3 separate regions of the Mus musculus genome follow, and all the other regions are linked to region 1. Evidence: chromatin loops called from intact Hi-C (ENCODE). Cell type or tissue: gastrocnemius. All regions are shown on one strand. Each heading gives the region's core, and the rest is flanking DNA. Links, peaks and the distances in the headings are about the cores only.

The links. Peaks named below come from ENCODE experiments on the same cell type or tissue, not always from the same donor. Only the 100,000 strongest peaks of a DNase experiment are listed, where the experiment ranks them.
Region 2: it touches region 1 in a loop (10-fold over the local background); 15 of 42 quality-filtered maps call a loop at or near these places.
Region 3: a loop joins it to region 1, with 3.0 times the contacts of the local background. A loop is called at or near these places in 14 of 42 quality-filtered maps.

The regions. Positions count from the first base shown.
Region 1 is chr9:101,685,426-101,693,284 of GRCm38, forward strand. No RefSeq gene overlaps it. Among named protein-coding and RNA genes, the nearest start is that of Gm31326, 300 kb to the right of the region's middle. In gastrocnemius, for the core only: no CTCF peak of the experiment used is centred there; DNase peaks (open chromatin) are centred at 1,990, 3,786, 4,551, 4,919 and 1 more place.
Region 2 is chr9:102,004,848-102,009,847 of GRCm38, forward strand. All of the region lies in intron 6 of Ephb1 (Eph receptor B1), which reads right to left. Among named protein-coding and RNA genes, the nearest start is that of Gm31326, 23 kb to the left of the region's middle. In gastrocnemius, for the core only: a CTCF peak has its summit at 1,964 (motif pointing left); a DNase peak (open chromatin) is centred at 1,884.
Region 3 is chr9:101,311,585-101,316,584 of GRCm38, forward strand. No RefSeq gene overlaps it. Among named protein-coding and RNA genes, the nearest start is that of Gm28979, 28 kb to the right of the region's middle. In gastrocnemius, for the core only: a CTCF peak has its summit at 2,614 (motif pointing right); a DNase peak (open chromatin) is centred at 2,628.

The sequences.
Region 1 (7,859 bases), core at 1,777-6,776:
AAGTTCATTGGTTCTTCTTGTATCTCCTTTCTGGTTTCCTAGTTGAGAAACATTCTTAAAGCAGCAATCTGGAACTATAATAAAGTTTTACTCACTTGCTGTCCATCTCCCTGCACCATTATCCAGATTTTTACTGTGTCCCAGTAGACAATATCTTGGCTACAAAGTCTTATTGTTTATTTTGGGTCAGATTGACTTTCTGAGACAGGTTCACTCTGCGTAGGGCAGGCAGGCCTGGAACTTATAGCCCTCCTGCCTTCAAAGTTCTGGAATTATAGGTGTGCACCATTATGCTTGACTTTAGTAAGCTTTTAATGTACAATTATAAGAAGTGAGATGGACTATAGGGTTAATGGTGTCCAAAGTCTGCTCTGCAACAGGGCTCAGCCAGTTGGGGAGGCAGGATGCAGAAGTTGACAGCGCTTACTCGTCTTGTTGCTGGGCAGAAGCCAAGGGGACACTGCGCCGGGGGGTGGGGGAGCACAGTTTGAGGTCCTGGGGACAGCCGGAGCTGGCTTAGTGGTCCCTGGGCCTGCAAGGAGGTTGGGGTCGTCTGGTTCTCAGGTTCTTGGGCACACAGGTGCCGCTGGGAGCCTCGGAAGAGCTGAGAACAAAGTGGGGTCTTTGGCTTGTTGGTGGGCTGTTGGCTTGGGCTTGGCTTGGTGGTGGCCGTGGCTGGGAGTACAGAGAGGCCTTCTACTGGAGATTAGATGGTAGCTCTTTAGGTGAAAGCCTTCTTCATTGCTTCCCACAGTGGATCCCAATGAAAAGAGGCAGTCCATGGTTTTAAGACACTTATTGTCGTAGTAAAGGAGATGGGTAAAACCTTACTGCACTTCTCAGGGCGGGCCTGAGGTTAAATAGCTTTTGTAGGGAAAAGTGTTTGGGAAAGAGAGTTTATTGGCTAAGTTCTCCAGGCCTTTATGTACCTCGTTAAAATAGAGATCATGTCCTCTACCTGTGGAGGGGCTTGGGTTTGTTCCTACGTGACTGATGGCCACAAATCTATGGAGGGCTGTGGGGAGCTGTAGCTACATGACAGGAGCTGGGTACCCAGGAGCTGGGTGAAATGACTTCCATCCCTTCAGGGTCACCAGGGTTTCTAGCCTTTGCTCAACCAGGAACCAGGCTGCCTTTCATTGTCCTACAGTGGACTACATTTTCCTTTGATCTAGAAAAGGAGTTGCTGTCTGTTTTCCCTTTGTGGTTTGACTATGGATCGCACTTTCTGTCATTTTTTCCTTCACCACGATTCTCCAGCTCTCTCTGCAGGCTCTTCTTATAGGAAGACTTAGCAAACCTCAGACCTCAGGTGCAGTGCATATTTTGCACGCAGGCAGGGATTAGCAGCATGAAATACAGATGGGGAATTAACATTCTCCCTTGACAGTTACAGGGATGCCATCTTAGGTCTCTGGAGATCTTTGTTTCCGAGACTCTTGATGTTGTTTGTTATGCGGCATATTATCACAATAACTAACTGATACACGGTGCTTGGTAAATGTCACAATACTATTTTGTAAAAAAGTTGTGATTAGATTAATGTTTACACCCTGTATGCCTTGACAAACTGAGCCCCAGCTTCATGTTTGAAGTTTTGAAAGCAAGTACACAGAAGAGTGTTTTTGTTACCACTTTGTTTCTCAGAACCATCGTGAATTTGCCAAGCACCTGTGAGCCATGGTTGCATGAAACATTAATGTGTCTCATTTCCCTTCCAGTGAGTGAAAGAGATTAAACCCCTTTATGGCAGCTGCTTGTAGAAGAAGCCAAACACCGAAGTTGACAGAGGCAGCAGACCATGTAGCCCTAGGGGCTATGTCTCAAACAGTCATCTATTTCTGTTTTAACTTCTCCTACATTTGCAACCGTGTGTTTCTGATGGGCAGTTTTTAGGTGGATAACATATGCCAACCATTGCATCAGGAAATAAGAAAAGCCAGCTCGATGCCACCATGGCCCTCTTCCTGCTGTGGTCTAGGCTCTGTCCTCTTGGTTGACTGCCAGCTCAGAATTCATATGCTTGCTTGGTTACTGTATTGCTCTCTGCGTCTCTCCCAGCCTATTAAGGACCGTACTCAATGAATGTGTCAGGTAGCACGTGGAAACACAACAATAGCAAGTCCTGCTGTGCGATGGAGATGGAGGGAGAACCAACTGACCTTTCTTATCCCTGGGCTCAGGTCCTATTCCCTGTGCTCCTTTCCATCAACAAGGCTGGGTATAACCATGCTTTCTTTATTTGCTAGGTAATACGTCTGCCATGCGAATATTTCTATTCTTGTCCACTGCCAACTTATCTCTTGAGGTCTTGATTTTTTTTAAAAAAATCAATTTGTATGAATTCTTTATGTAGCAGAGATATCAAACTATTTCTGAAGTGTTTGCTCTGTACTTCTTTGTATGATATTTTTTCCTTTGGCTTTTGCTCTACAGGAGATGTGTGCTTTGAGTATAAGTTCTATGCCCGTAAATAACAGGGGCCACATTTAAATGTGTGTGCTTTCATCTTTACATGGTCCATAATATGTTTTCTCAGGCAAACTAAGTCTGACTATAGAATGCTTAGATTAGCAGCCAAGGATGTATTCAGGGGACAGGAGAAATTGGATCACTCTGTGAGAGGAATGGCTAATGACACTTTCCTCCTGATGAGACTCTGTGTCCCACTCTTCATTTATGGATTCTAAAATATTTATTGGATATCTACTCTATGCCAGGCTCTACTGCTGAGGACATGCCGAACCCTTATTTAATGGTCACTGAGATTTAATTGAGGTCTGATGAGATGGATGAATGGTAAACAATATCAATAAGTTAAGTATTACCTTCACTGCATTCTTAGAGTTATTATCTTTAGGATCTATAGAGACAATCTTGAGAGCTCAGAACAGACTTAGCCCCTACCCTTCAGCTGTTCACAGAAGATTGGAGAAGGCAGACAAATAAAATACAATTAAAATGGAGTATGTTAGGAGCTGTGAGGGGGAGGTAATGTGGTTTGGGGGCCTTGAAAAGATGCAGTTAGGTTTCATGGAAAGGCACAGCTTCTTGGAGTAGTAATGTCCAAATGGAAACATGAAGACTCTCTTAGAATGGCTGAGAGGGGAGGGTTGGTGGTCACAGTGTTCTTGGAAAGACAGCAGCTCAACTTTGAAATGAGAGAGAAACCTGTGCTGAGAAGAGCCAGATGTCACCACAGTCAGTCCTTGCATTGTTTGATATGCTCACCCCTTCCATCCTCTCTTCCCTGGTTTCTCAGAATCTCAGGTTGTCGGGCTTAGCAGCAAGCATCCTTACCCAATGAGCCATCTCACTGGACCTCTCCCTTCTTTTCTCAACCTTTGTAAAATATACAACCACCAACGGAACACTAGTGGAGAGAAGATTGGCTTGAGAATCAAGACAGTCAATTTTCAAGTGTTCTGCTATGTTGTAGCATTGTGACTTTGAAGAGTTGATCCTACCTGGGCTTATTTCCTGTTCTGTGAAAGTAGAGACCAGGCAATTCCAGAGCCCACCTTGAGTTATAGAAGCTGCACAGACTCTCTGGAGCACAACTGTCCAATGGCCATTTATCATGTCTGTGTCCCAAGCTCACAGGAGGCACCTAAATCTGAGAATACTCACAAATAGTCCAAGAAGGGATTTCCCCCCTCCCCCCAAAGTCAGCAAACCAAATTCCCTAGCTAGATTCTGCTGAGTCCCAGCTTCCAAACCTCAAGCACAACCTTCTAGGCGATCGATTTCCACAGAAGCAGTCAAGCCGGTGAGTGAGAGCTTCTGGAAGGTACTTGAGAACTCGGCGGGGGGAGGGGGTGTTTCTAGCCAGTTCCTAGTGTATTATGGGCCCTCAGTTAATACTCATCGAAGTTTCATTGACATTTGATGAGATGGATGAACCATACAATATGTCAATAAAGTTAAGTATTACCCTAACCACATTCTTAAAGTTATTAAAAGTGTCAAGGGCAGGGTGATTTATTTCTTCATTCTATGGAAACATTGCAAAAACACTATGTCTAAAAAAACGCGCAGAGCTTAAATGATAATGATTTATCTTTCTGGTTCCCCTCAGCATTTAGTGTCAGAGACCATTTCTGATGCCATTGTCTCTTGAAGGTCTTTGGCCATTTGACACCATTTTTTTAAGAGCTTTGGGAGATTGCTGTCTGGACTAGAGGCTCAGAAGCTGATGTAAATTCAGTCCCTAGCCACCTCCTGTCTGCAGCTGATCTCTGGCAGCTGCCTAAGTGTGACCCTTTACATTTGATGCCATTGCCCTTGAGTAATGGGTACTTTAGTGTGTGTGCCTGTGGGGGTAGGGGAGCTGACCAAAGCTCAGACCCCGAGTGAAGAGATGAAAACCATAGCTTCCCCCCTCTGACATAGTATGTCTCTTGGGAGGTTATAAACACCAGTGACCGCTGTAGCTGGAATTATCTGCTCTGGGAATTTGTGGTCACTGTGAAATCATTTGGCATATTCAGGTATGCAGTGGGGATCCTGGGGTGACCAGCCTTGGGTTCCCAGGGTAGCTTGGCCACAGGACTCCAAGGGCATGAGAATCCTGAGCCTCAATGTGTGCCTTTCAACATCTAAGATGCACATGCCAGGGGCACAGAGCCTGTACAGATGCTATCTAGCAGCACGTTCAGAGAAAAACCTGGAAAACCCTATTTTACTGCCCAAATTAACAATGTGATTAAAAACCACGTGCAAAATGACAACAGCTGAAACAATAACCAACCTTTCAGCCTTGCAGCTTTAGGGAAGGCTAAACCCATAAGTCCCCCTCCACAGCTGCTCACAGGCGCCCCCTCTTTCAAGGAGCCTGCTTTCTGAAAGCTTCAACCAAAGGCTTTGTGTGAACCCTCCTGCCTACTTCAGCATCTGCCAGGACTCTCCACGGTCTGTTCCGTTCTTGGCCTCGAGGGGGCACCAGAGCTTGCACATAGCGAGGTGGCGGCTCGGCTCCTTGAGACAAAAGAGTTGGATTTTGGATGCCAATTTGTCTTAACATTGTATATAAGGTCTGTCTCAAGCTGAGGAGGCCATATACAGACCCGAATCGGGATGAGCATTTTTCTGGCTGTTCTGTTACTTAGCCAGGGGATGCTGGTGGTCTACAAAACAAACTGGGCTGCTTTTTGCGTGGCAACGTCCACCCTATCCAGGTGAGCGCCTGGGAGAAGGGGTCCTTAGAATAAGATCTTTTAAGGCAAGCGGCTTCTCCTCACTTCGCCCCTTGCCGTGTAGGAGCCGCCTTCAGCAATGAAACAAAAGGTCCCGGAGAACCGAGATAGGGAAGACCAGGAGAGGTAAGCAACAGGAAGAAAAGAAAGGATGCTCGCTAAGGGCAAAATCAAGGAGACAGAGAGAAGCTAATATATGGTGATTGTTTTAAGCATTGTTATGGGTTTTTGGAGTAAAACACAATTTGTAGGAAGCAAACTTCCCCAAATGTGAGTACTTAATAAAGAAGAAAACAGAAGGATTGATAATGGAAATTAGGCTAATGAATAAACAAGCTGCTTAAAAAATGGGCTCCTCTCGCAGTCCGTTATTTTTAACTTAGTGACAATTTGCATACTAGTTAATTTGCATATATTAAATACTGCTCCCCTTCTCCTTCCCACCTCCTCCACTTCAGAATAACATTTCATTACGGTGCTGCTGGGCCTGAGGACTCGTAGGCTCCAGAGAGTTTATTAATTTATCCAACACATGCTGTGTACATTTTTATCACTCGCTGCACAGTGGACCTGGTATCTTTGAAGTCATTAACAAGACAGGGGTGTTCTGCTCGAGGTATTCAAAAAGACAGCCGAGAAAAGCCAGCCTGCAAAGAAGGGGGAAAATAATGTACCAGCAGAACAGGGGAAGATCATGTTTGGCATCTGCCCTTTCTAGGAAGACAAAACTGAGCAACGGATGGTTCCCTCATCTGTATCGGGAAGCCTCCAGATTGCTTCTCTTGCTTATTTATTTTAATTTCTAGAAAAGGAATAGAACTGTTACCCACTGGGTCACAGGCACCTCCAAAGAACTAGCTACACATGGCGTTTCTCCTGGTATGGTCCATCTGGACACATGGCTCTTGGGGACCCTCCAGCCCTCCTGCTGACAAGACGGGCAGGGTAATGAAGACTCGGCACCTTCGTTATGTGTCTGATGTCACTGTCTGAGGCTACCTGGTTCATCCCTGGACTTGATGTCCTCCTCATTGCCCTATCCTGAGGCCCTTCCCATAACTGTTCCTTTCCTGGTGTCTTCTGCTGTAGTAAGAATCTTAAGCTCAGTTGCTTCTGCAGTCCGTCATGTTGTGACTCGCTCTCCCACGGAAACAGAAAGACAACCACAATTTGAGGGGTTCCTTCTAAAGTCACCAGCACTGGCCCACTGCACTAATCTCACTGCTATTTTCCATTGTCATCTTCTCAGGTTAGATATCTGTCCTGATTCTGCCAACTCCTATGCTTCAGTTGAAGAGAGACCCATGTAGTGCTTAGGGCTGGGAAGGGTTTTTTTTCCCAGATGCCAGTGAAAACTGAAATCAAGTTAAATAGTGTCTAATGATTCTTTCATTAAATATTCATTGAATGCCTACTATGTGCCAGCCAACCAGGAACCAGAGACACAGAACTTACATCCCAGGGGCAGAGAGAGACAACACACACGTCAATGATAAATAATTGATACTGTTTGGGACTGATAAGTGTTAAACCCAGGGGCGGAGGGGAGTGAGATGACAGAATTGTGAGTGACAAAAGGGAGGGAGCTTTTCTTTAGCCAAGGCTATTAGGGTCAGCCTCTAAGAGGACATGCTCTGTGAGGTATAAAAGAGGAGTCCTAGAGGGAGATAGAACTGATTCATGAACTGAATCCATCTTGCTGTATGGCTTGGTGCCTATTGAGCACCAAGCATTTAGTGACTTTACATTTGGCCAAAATAATCTGCCAATTCCAATGTGCTTGTCACCACTTGGTCCCAAGGTGTAAGCTGGCAGAGAGTTCTGAGTCCAAGAAGCAGGAGTTCTTAGGATCCTCCCCTCTATTGAAATGACAGGTTGTGTAGGGTAGCCAAGGTTCCTTCAGTCTGTCCTGAGGAACAGACTCCTCTGGAAGAGACAGTGAAGTACAGTGGTTAGTCAGACACTCAGCGTGAGTTACGTGACCTCCCTGTCCTTCAGTTATTTGTAGAGTGAGTAAATGAAATGTGAAAAGATTGATACCCACAAAAGGCTCAGTAAATATGCCCAAGTATGGCAATGGTGTGGGAGAATTTCTATGTGTTATAATAAACATCTATAGAGTAGAAAATAGTCCAAGAATGGTCTCTGAGTCCCCGATGGCTTCAGTCAGAGAACCAGGCAGCCCCTGGCTTCCAACTAGCTTCCTAACAGCATTGTCCTTGAGCAAGCTATCTAATCTGATTATGACTTGGTTTGCTCATTTGTAAGATGAAGATAATAACAGTGTCTCCCCTACGCGCTATTATGGGGATTAATGCGACAATATCTGTAAAACATTGAAGCCACACATGTGAGATGCTACAGCTAATATTATTGCACTGACCTGGCCTGTGGCAATAAGTGGCTTGATTCCCGTGATTAACAAGAGCTGGCTGCATTCTTCATGTAGTGTCTGCTATCCTTTATGTTTGCTTACTTGTTCCCTGACTGTCATTTCAGCGCCATTTCCCCTCCACAGCTGCCTTTACTTCAGTCCGAGTCAATGTTTTCTCTCTCCAGTGTAAGTGTGGTGGCTCCAGCTTGTCTCCCTGCTTCTGGTCCTGCTACTGCTACGCCTTTCCTCAATCGCTTGGTAAGCAGGTCATTGCTATGGAACATTCGGTG
Region 2 (5,000 bases), core at 1-5,000, 320 kb after region 1:
AGCCCATAATCACTTTGCAGTCCACGCACTCTTGAAGCGGTTCAGTGATTAAAATGGGCATCGGTTCTTGTTCTTTGCCAAGTCATTAATCAACTCCAGACAAATGAGCGGGAGCGATGAGCAAGGCTGCTTATGACTGCTTTGATTATAAGTATGTGAAGACAGAGGACAGGGCTACAGAGGCTGGTGGTTGTGTCTCCATTATCTCTCCACCCCCAGCATCCCAACCCCCTCACTACCTGGGCTCACCACAACTCAGTACTAAGGGGCTGAGCAAGCACCCTGCTTACCATCAGATGAGCACAACACGATGTCACTAAGGTCTGGAAGTGTTTCTCCGAGATCTCGAAATCTGAAGAGTAGAAATCCTCCCCAATCTACACCAACTGGCCCTAGCTTAGACAGTTATTATGAAGTGCTGGAGAGATGTAAACATTTCATCATTGAGACAGCTGAGGGCAGATGTGGCCGCTCCTCCCATGGTTTCCCTACATGTGCGGACACCAGGAGTGAAGCGTGCTACAAGACAGTAAACAAGAGAGAATGATGGATGGGAATAGATTGAGATGGGGATGGAGATGAACGTGGCAAAGGCTCTGGGAGCGTCCTTAGTTCTCTGGTCTGAGCTCTCTATTAATGAGCTGTTGGGGGGAAGGCAGAACCTTACTGATTCTATCCACAAAACTGACATTGAAAAGTGTCCCCAGCACAGACTGAGAGCCTTGTTGGGCAGGAGACCCACAGGGGAGCTGCCAGAGGTTGCAAGACTACCACTAATGGGGCAGCCACTTGCCTTATAAATAAAGTGCTATTACACACAGCCACACCCATCTCCTGATATACTGCCTGTAGTTCTAACGACTCTTGGTTCTAATGAAGGGAATTGGGACTTCCGTGAGGAGAGGAGGTGGTACAAGACGGGGGAATGGGGAACTTAGTTCCTTTGGACTGAATTCAAGACATCTACTGGGCTGGATTCCATTTATGTTGGTAAAGCAGACATGAAGATCTTTCATTTTGCTTATGCGTCTTTGAATTTAATATTAAAACCCAGTATCTTATTTCAGGAGTTGCTCTGCTGCAGAGACCCTGAGCAGAGATGGTGATTTCATACAATTCCAGAAATTTCCAGCTTTAAAACATAATAAAAATGTCTGTAATTTGGTTCTGTGACTCCCTATATGCGACCTGTGTGGTCAGGCCTGTCCTTTTTTTTTTTTTTTTTTTTTAGCCTTTATGTGATTTAGTTCCATCATCTATAACTGATTATAAGTGGCTTATGAGTGTATTTCTTTCAAGGATCAGAACTAATATATCTGTGTGTATTTGGAACGTAATAGGCACTCAATATATGATGAATTACCATTTTGGTTATTATTTCAAAATGCTCTCGTGGCTAATGTCTTTTTCTTTAGTCAGATTGGAAGTGGTCAAGGCAATATAATGGATTTCACAGGGGAGCACTTTGTAAGCTACAGAGAGGTCTACTCTCATATGCTCAGGAGTGGCCAGTGACTAGGCAAAGAATCCTGTCTTCCCAAGAAAAGCATCCCATCTTCTCCAGGAAGGACAATAATATGCTCCACTGAGGTGTGCAAGCTGCCTCGGGCATTGAGTGCTATGTGTACGTGTGTGTTCATAATTAGTATGAATTAATGGGAAGCAAGGGGGTGGCCTAAAAGGGGAGACTAATGTCCTTCATAGCCCAAGATGCTAAGGTTAATTACCATGCTGCAAGGCAGGAGGTTTGGATGGCAATGCAAAGACAGTGGCAGAGGATGAGCTGAGCTGGGGAGCGGGAAGCCAAGGCACATGGCATGAGCCACATGACTGTGGTGCCAGGTTATGTCAAACACATGACCTCATCACAGCTGCCCACTGACGTGACTGCCTTAGCCACTGTAGGTGAAGCAGAGGCAGAGCAGATGGTACCAAGACACTCAGCCCCTTGCCAACACTGCCACCTGCTGCAGGGTAAAAGAGCTGTCCTCACATGATTGACCTACACAAGTATTTTTGTTTACTTTTATTATTATTATTATTATTATTATTATTATTATTATTATTATTCTTTGTCTGAAGCAATTCTATTAATACTGAAGTATAGAAGGAAGCTTAAATCTTATTGAGTAAGTCCAGACACCAAATTGGCATACTTTATGAAAATTCTTGCTCCCAGATATAATTCAGTAGTGCTGCAAGGTCCCAGTGTGGTAAAAGGGATTGAGTAGACCCTAGTGAATGACTCGGTACATTGCCTAGTACATTGCTAACTGTAACTTGGTGGGACATATATGTCAACTTTGGTACAAGGTGAGATCAATGGCTCCAAACAGCTTGGTAGATCGACCCTTAACCTTATTAACTTCCCAAATTATTTTTTATACAAATAGATCGCTAACTTGGCTGTGAAGTGGGCATAATGGTGTGCTGGTAAGTTTTATGTCAACTTGACACAAGGTAAAGCCATCTGAAAGGAGGGGTCCTCAATTGAGCAAATGCCTCCCATAAGATCCAGCTGTAGGACATTTTCTGAATTAGTGATTGATGGGGAAGGACCCAGATTATTGTGGGTGGTGCCATTCCTGGGCTGGTGGTCCTGGATTCTATAAGAAAGCAGACTGAGTAGGACACAAGGAGCGAGCCAGTAAGCAGCATTTCTCCATGGCCTCTGCATCAGCTTCTGCTTCTAGGTTTCAGCCCTGCTTGAGTTCCTGGCCTGACTTCCTCCAGTGGTGGACTATGGTGTGGAAGTGTAAGCCAAATAAACCCTTTCCTCCCCAACTTGTTTTTGATCACGGTGTTTCGTGTTTCAGTGGTGATAACCCTAACTAACTAAGGGTTAAAATTACCCCTAATCTGTTGAGTTTTCTGCATCAACTGTCTACAGAGGCCAGGATCCTCTAGACAGACTGGGATGTTACCTTATTCCCCTCAACGGCAGGCACTGTCATAATGCCGAGGGGTCGCACCTCCCCTCGGGCAAGACTGATGACCTGTCTGCACCTCTCCTTTCAGGAATGTAAAACTGCTACCATTTCGCCAATGTGCAAGCTGTGCGCTACAATGATTAAGTCACAGGACCACAGCAGCTTGGCCGGGCGCTGGAAATCGGGGCTTTGTTTCTAATGCACTGCTGCTTGGCCATTTCTCTGGCCTCTCTGCGGGGCTGTTGATCTTTATGATTCTCTCCAGCCCATACACCCAGCAGAGGTACCTTTGCCCAGGTAAAGGATTTTACATTGTGTACATCCCAGCAACCCACATAAGCATCTTTGACCCATCCCCTCTCCTAATTCTAAATTAGGAATTATCTTCTGGCCGAGGTCACAGGATTTTTATTCCACGCAGAGATGTGGCTTTCTCACAGGCGTTTTAGCCACAGAGCTGCACTTGCTCTCTTCCTCCACTCCAACATCCATTACCCACCAAGATCTCCTCCTCAGCTGATGATGCCCACATCACTCTAGGGTGTCTCTCTAAAACTCATCCACATCCTATCCAACTTAGACATCCTGTTAGCTCTACCTGCAGTGTGCACCGTAGATACGGGAGCCAGCTAATTTCAACGGCTCGTAGTTGATGCTCCAATTCAAGTATCTATCTTCCTGACAGGTGATTATGGATCAAGCAGGACTATTTACAGCCTGAATGATGTTCAGTATATAAGTCCCATCCTGTCTCTCTTCTGCTCTTAGACCTGCAGTGGCTTCCTGCCTCACTCAGTAGTAAAGCTTGATGCATTACAGCTCAACCCATGAACTTCCCCTGGTTATGAGCGCTCTCACACCGGTACTATTCCCCTGCTGCCCACCCCAATCCAGGTGTTCTCATCTGCTTCCTGCTCCTGTGCAGGAACGACTGCAGCTGCAACGGCTTAGCAGGATCTACCGTTCTCTCCTCGCTGAGATAACGTCTTCATAACTTTACTTGGTTCAGATACATAAAGAGATCTCTTCTCCAAGTGGCTGACTACGACCATGTTCTTTAAGTCTGTGACTTAGCCCTGCCTGGCTTTTATGAATCCGTTTATCTCTTCTGTTTTTGTTTTCTTTTAATTTGTAAGAGTTTCTTCTTTTTTTTTGTGCCTCTCTCTCTGTTTATATATGATAGGGGAGGTGTTTACGTGCCACTACACATGTGTGGGGGTCAGAGAACACACTTGTGGCAGTTGGCTCTTTCTTCTGACCTTTATTTGGTTTTGAGATATCAAAGGTCATCAGGTTTGCTAACAAAACACCTTTGCCTTCTGAGGGTCTTGCCGGCTGCTCTATATTTTTATGCTACTATTTTAAACATTATAATCATTTCCATAATCTGTATGTTCATTGTTTAGTCTGTCTCCCTCTTTGGGAAAGCAAGACTCCTGATGGCGGAACTCTTTTGTTCACTAATACATCCTAGAACAGAACCTACCAAACAGTAGAGTGATCTAACTCTTCAACAAATAAACAAATGCACCTGGCACGTCTCCAAACAGTGTGTCGGAAGCACACTGCTCTTTAAAGAATTTTGCAAATGCTGCAGTTCACCCTTGTGGAGGATGCCCTGTTTCTCTGGATGATGAACTGGCCTGGGACCCAACCCCACAGGGCATTGTGTCTCTTTTCTTGGCAACACATGCCCTGTGTAGCCTTCAGCAGCAGCATCGGACTCCTCAGGAAATGCAACCCACAGGTTTCTATTTCAATTCTTTTTTTTTTTAATCTCACCCTTAGAAACATCCAATTTCATGTTCCTTAACCTCCACATTAGTGTCGTGACACATGCATATATTTATAAATAAATAAGCTTGAGTTGGAGGCCAGAAATCAACAACTTTGAGAACCACTCATCTGTAAGACTCCAAAATCCTCTGAAGGCTCGGGGGCACCAGGTGGTTTTACTGCATCCTCCCGGAGACAGCACTTGCATGGCTGTAGGAGGCAGAGTGGTTTGAACAGGCCAGGCCAGAGAACTGTCCAGACTGTCAGATGAGGCGTCTAAAGGTTCTATCCCAA
Region 3 (5,000 bases), core at 1-5,000, 380 kb before region 1:
GTCCCACCCACAAGGGGCCTTTCCCCTTTGGTCACTAATTGAGAAAATGCCTTACAGTTGGATCTCATGGAGGCATTTCCTCAACTGAAGCTCCTTTCTCTGTGGTAACCCCAGCTGTGTCAAGTTGACACAAAACTAGCCAGTACAGATCCCCAACTGAGAAAATGCCTCTGCAAGACTGTGTAGTAGGCAAGCCTGCAGAACATTTTCTTAATTAGAAATCAATAGAGGAGAGTCCAGTCTATTGTGGGATGTGTTATTGCTGGGCTGGTGGCTCTGGGTTCAAAAAGAAAGCAGTCTGAGCAAGCGATGAGGAGCAAGCCAGGAAGCAGCACCCCTCCATGGCCTCTGCATCAGCTCCTGCCTCTAGGTTCTTGCCCTGCTTGAGTTCCTGTCCTGATTTCCTTCAGTGATGACCATGGATGTGGAAATAATGTAAGCCAAATAAACGCTTTCCCTCCCAATTTTCTTTTTGTCATAGTGTTTCATCACAGCAATGGGAATCAAGACCGAGACACCAGCACTGCTGAGTGATGACTGTGTGTTATAATGTGGACACAGAAGACTTCATCTTTATGAAAAATTTTCTTGGACAGTGCTACTGTATTCTGTTCACTCCCCCCCCCCCCGTTTGGGTTTTTGAGGGTCTCTCTGTGTATCTCAGGCTAGCCTTGAACTCATGATCCTCTTACTTCCACCTCCCAAATGTTGTCATTAATCCCCCTTAAAGTTACTTATTGAAGAAATATTAGTGACATTCAATTAAGTACAATTTTATTGATCAGTTTGCTTTGATTTCTGGGCTAGCACTGAACTGATGTTTTTAGCTTATGAAATGACACATGGTGGTGCTCATTCCTGATGCTGTTTTTTATCGGTTATGCTTGGCTGAAGTGAGCCTTGCTTTCTCCTTCCATGGAGTCTCTTCATTTCATATCTTTCTGACATATTTTTGGTCCATCATCTTCCTCGTGTGCTCCAGGTCAAGACTAACCCAAAGCAGCCATCCTTATTAACGAAGCCTGCTTTGGAGGAAAGAGCAGGGAACACTGTCACTCAGAGGTCACCTGTTCTAGACAGACTTCCTTGCTCACAACGGGCAAAAGACACAGACACAAGGACACCCAAGACAATGAGCGGTTATGGTAGTCTGTCTGTCTTTCTCTCTCTCTCTCTCTCTCTCTCTCTCTCTCTCTCTCTCTCCCTCTCTCTCTCCCTCCCTCCCTCCCTCTCTCTCTCTCTTTCTTTCCTTCTTTCCTTCCTTCTTTCTTTCTTTTTTCTTTCTCTCTCTCTCTTTGTCTCTCTTTCTTTCTCTCTCTTTCTTTTTTGAATTGAATATTTTATTTATTTATATTTCAAATGTTACCCCCTTTCCTGATTTTCCCCCAGAAGCCCCCCTATCCCATCCCCTCTCTTGCTTCTATGAGGGAGTTCCTCCACCCCTCCACCCACTCCCACCTCCCTGCCTTTGCATTCCCCTACACTGGGGCATCGAGCCTTCACGGGACTAAGGGTCTCTTCTCCCACTGATGCCCGACAAGGCCATCCTCTACTGTATATGCAGCTGGAGCCATGGTTCCCTCCATGTGTACTCCTTGGTTGGTGGTTTAGTCCCTGGGAGCTCTGGTTGGTTGATATTGTTGTTCTTCCTATGGGGTTGCAAACCCCTTCAGCTTCTTGGGTCCTTTCTCTAGTTCCTTCATTGGGGACCCCATGATCAGTTCAATGGATGGCTGTGAGCATCCGCCTCTGTATTTGTCAGGCTCTGGCAGAGCCTCTCAGGAGACAGCCATATCAAGGCTCCTGTCAACAAGCACTTGTTGGCATCCACAATAGTGTCTGGGTTTGATGACTGAATATGGGATGGATCCCCAAGTAGCACAGTCCCTGGATGGCCTTTCCTTCAGTATCTGCTCCACACTTTGTCTCCATATTTGCTCCCGTGAGTATTTTGTTCCCCCTTCTAAGAAGGACCGAAGTACCCACACTTTGAACTTCCTTCTTGCGCTTCATGTGGTCTGTGAATTGTATCTTGGGTATTCCAAGCTTTTGGGCTAATAACCACTTATCAGTGAGTGCATACCATGTGTGTTCTTTTGCAATTGGGTTACCTACTCAGGATACTTTCTAGCTCCATCCATTTGTCTAAGAATTTCATGAATTCATTGTTTTTAATAGCTGAGTAGTACTTTATTGTGTAAATGTACCACATTTTCTGTATCCATTCCTTTGTTGAGTATTCCTCTGATATCTGGGTTGTTTCCAGCTTCTGGCTATTACAAATAAGGCTTCTATGAACATAGTGGAGCATGTGTCATAGCATTGTTACATGTTGGAACATCTTTTGGGTATATGCCCAGGAGTGGTATAGCTGGGTCCTCAGGTAATACTATGTCCAATTTTCTGAGGAAACCACCAAGCTAAGATAAAAAACTCAGGTGACAGCAGATGCTGGTGAGAATATGGAGAAAGAGGAACACTCCTCCATTGTTGGTGGGATTGTTAAGCTGGTACAACCACTGTGGTAGCCTTTCTCTTGCAAAAAGTGAAAGCCTCCTGGGAAGAAAAAAAAAAAAAAAAACCACAAAGCCAGAATGACCACAAGAGGGCGCCAGTGTACCTTAAACAGCCTTTCTGACCAAAAACCTCTGGCAGGTTTGCCTTGCAGTGCCAGGGAAAGACAGAATGAATACACATGGGAAAGGAGTAGGGAGGGGAAAAATCGTATTGTTACATGTAACTAGAAAGCTTACCATATTTATGCATCCAGGGCCTCTTAAATACAGAAATCACAAGCACATTAGACGATAATAGGCAGGTAAGGGATTAGATTGAAAATACCTCAAATACGGATGTGAATAGGTCAGTAGACTTTAAAACAGAATAAACCTCACTTCGAAGCAAGGTAGCTATGGAAACATTACCAAAATTATTCTGTTACTCCATGGCTGCTGTGGGTTCTGCAGCCTGGAAATGCTGTCAAGGGAGGGCAGAATATTATTTTCTTATAAATAATACAACACAGGATCCTATATGGAAAGTTGGGAGAAATTAGATTTCAGAGGTGGAGATGTTTCAACAAAAATACCCAACAGCTTTAATTTGCTTTCTGATAACTTAGCTCTGGGTTTTCAGTTGTTAGGTTTTCTTCTACGTCTGCTCTTTGCTGCAGGAAGGGAGCCAGAGAGATGTTTATCGTCAGGTCTCTGGATATGTTCTACACACTCACATGCCTGCACATTTAACATGGCTTGCAGAACTCACCCATTTTCCTAGGTATGACTCATACGAGTGAACGGTCATAGCATTTACATGTCTCATTTGCCTGTGCAAGAGTAGGGCTGGGCTGTTTATATGAGGCCGTTGGTTTCTACCACTGATTCTCAGAGACCCTGCGTTGACTACCTGGGCTCTTGAATCTCTCAGCAAATTCCGACGAGCATATAGTGACCGTGAGCTTAGCTGTTCTATGGGAACATTGAGAGCACAGGTGCAGGTGAGGGCTAATGAAATAGGTTCACCTGGGATGGATAACCCTGGAGATGTGATAAGTCCCACGATGGTAGGAGCTAGGAATTGGAGATACACATCGATGCCATTACCAAGTTATGCTCCTATTCTGGACTGACATGTGTCCCTTTTCTCCAGAGGTTAGAGGAACCTCTGTGCCCCAAAGACACAGCAATCTGGAGTCAAATACATGCTCCAGAGGTCCAGATGTTCATATGTTCAAGGTCCCAAGGTTAAGAAGTAAGGTCTACCAGCACTCCTATCCACACCCAGATATTGGGGTATCTGCAGTAACACACTGGCCACAAAAAGGAGGAAAACCATGACGGTAAGAGGGAATGGTCACACACAGAGCAGGCCATGGCTTAACTTTGTAGAGAAAGACTGAAAAGAACCAATGAGTTCAAAGCAAAGCCCAGGGCCCACTAAATATCCAGACGATGGAGCTAGTAGGGATTTGTAGAGTCAAACTTGCCCTAGGGAGGTAGAGCTTCTATTTCTCCTTCTCCAGAGAAGCAGACCACGAATCTAACTCCTCAGTGGGCATCCTGATTCGCTGAACATCTTGTTGAGATACTTGTTAATTGGATTCCAGCCCAAAGTTTAGGATTCACTAGGAGGGCCAGGAAATTTGTTAAGGAGCCCCCAAGGTCCCTTCACTCAGGCTCCATGCTTGGAGAACCACAGTTGTAGATTACTGTGAACAGTGAGCGTCAGGTATCCATACTGCAGGCAAGAGAGGGACTTAAAGTTTGTCTACAGAAGAACCATGTAAGGGGTCATTACCTTGTCTTAAAAGATTGAGATACAATTCAGGTACCATCTATATAACTTAAAAAAAATTTATGCTGGCTTGGTGTGGTGCATGCTTTTAATCCTCGTACGTGGAAGCCAGAGGTAAGTAGGTCTCTGAGCTCAAAGCCACCTTGATCTATATATTGAATTTCAGGCTAGCTAGGGCTACATAGCAAGATTCTGGCCCTCTCAAAGAAAAGATCTAACCAATACAGTGAATGGATTTGATTTGAACTTGAGTTCAGGAATACTCCACTGTGTCTGGCTTTTTACCTGGGTTCTGGGATCAAACTCAGGACATTTGCTTAGGTGGCAATGTCCTTTACTCACTGGGCCATCTCACTGGTCTTGAGCTTCCCACTGCAGAGCTGTAAGAGTTCTTAGTGTATTGTAGAGACAAGCTCCTTATTAGGACTATTACTTGCATATATTATTGTCTCCTTATCATTTCCTTCTTTAAATTTTTGGTTAGGCTTTTTTTTTTTTTTTTTTTTTTGACAGGGTTTCTCTGTGTAGTCCTGGCTGTCTTGGAACTCACTTTGCAGACCAGGCTGGCCTCGAACTCAGAAATCCACCTGCCTCTGCCTCCTGAGTGCTGGTATTAAAGGCGTGCGCCACCACTGCCTGGCTGGTTAGGTTTTTAAAATGGGTTTTACTACTGAGACATGGCTTAGAACTTCCCGTGTTTACCAGGT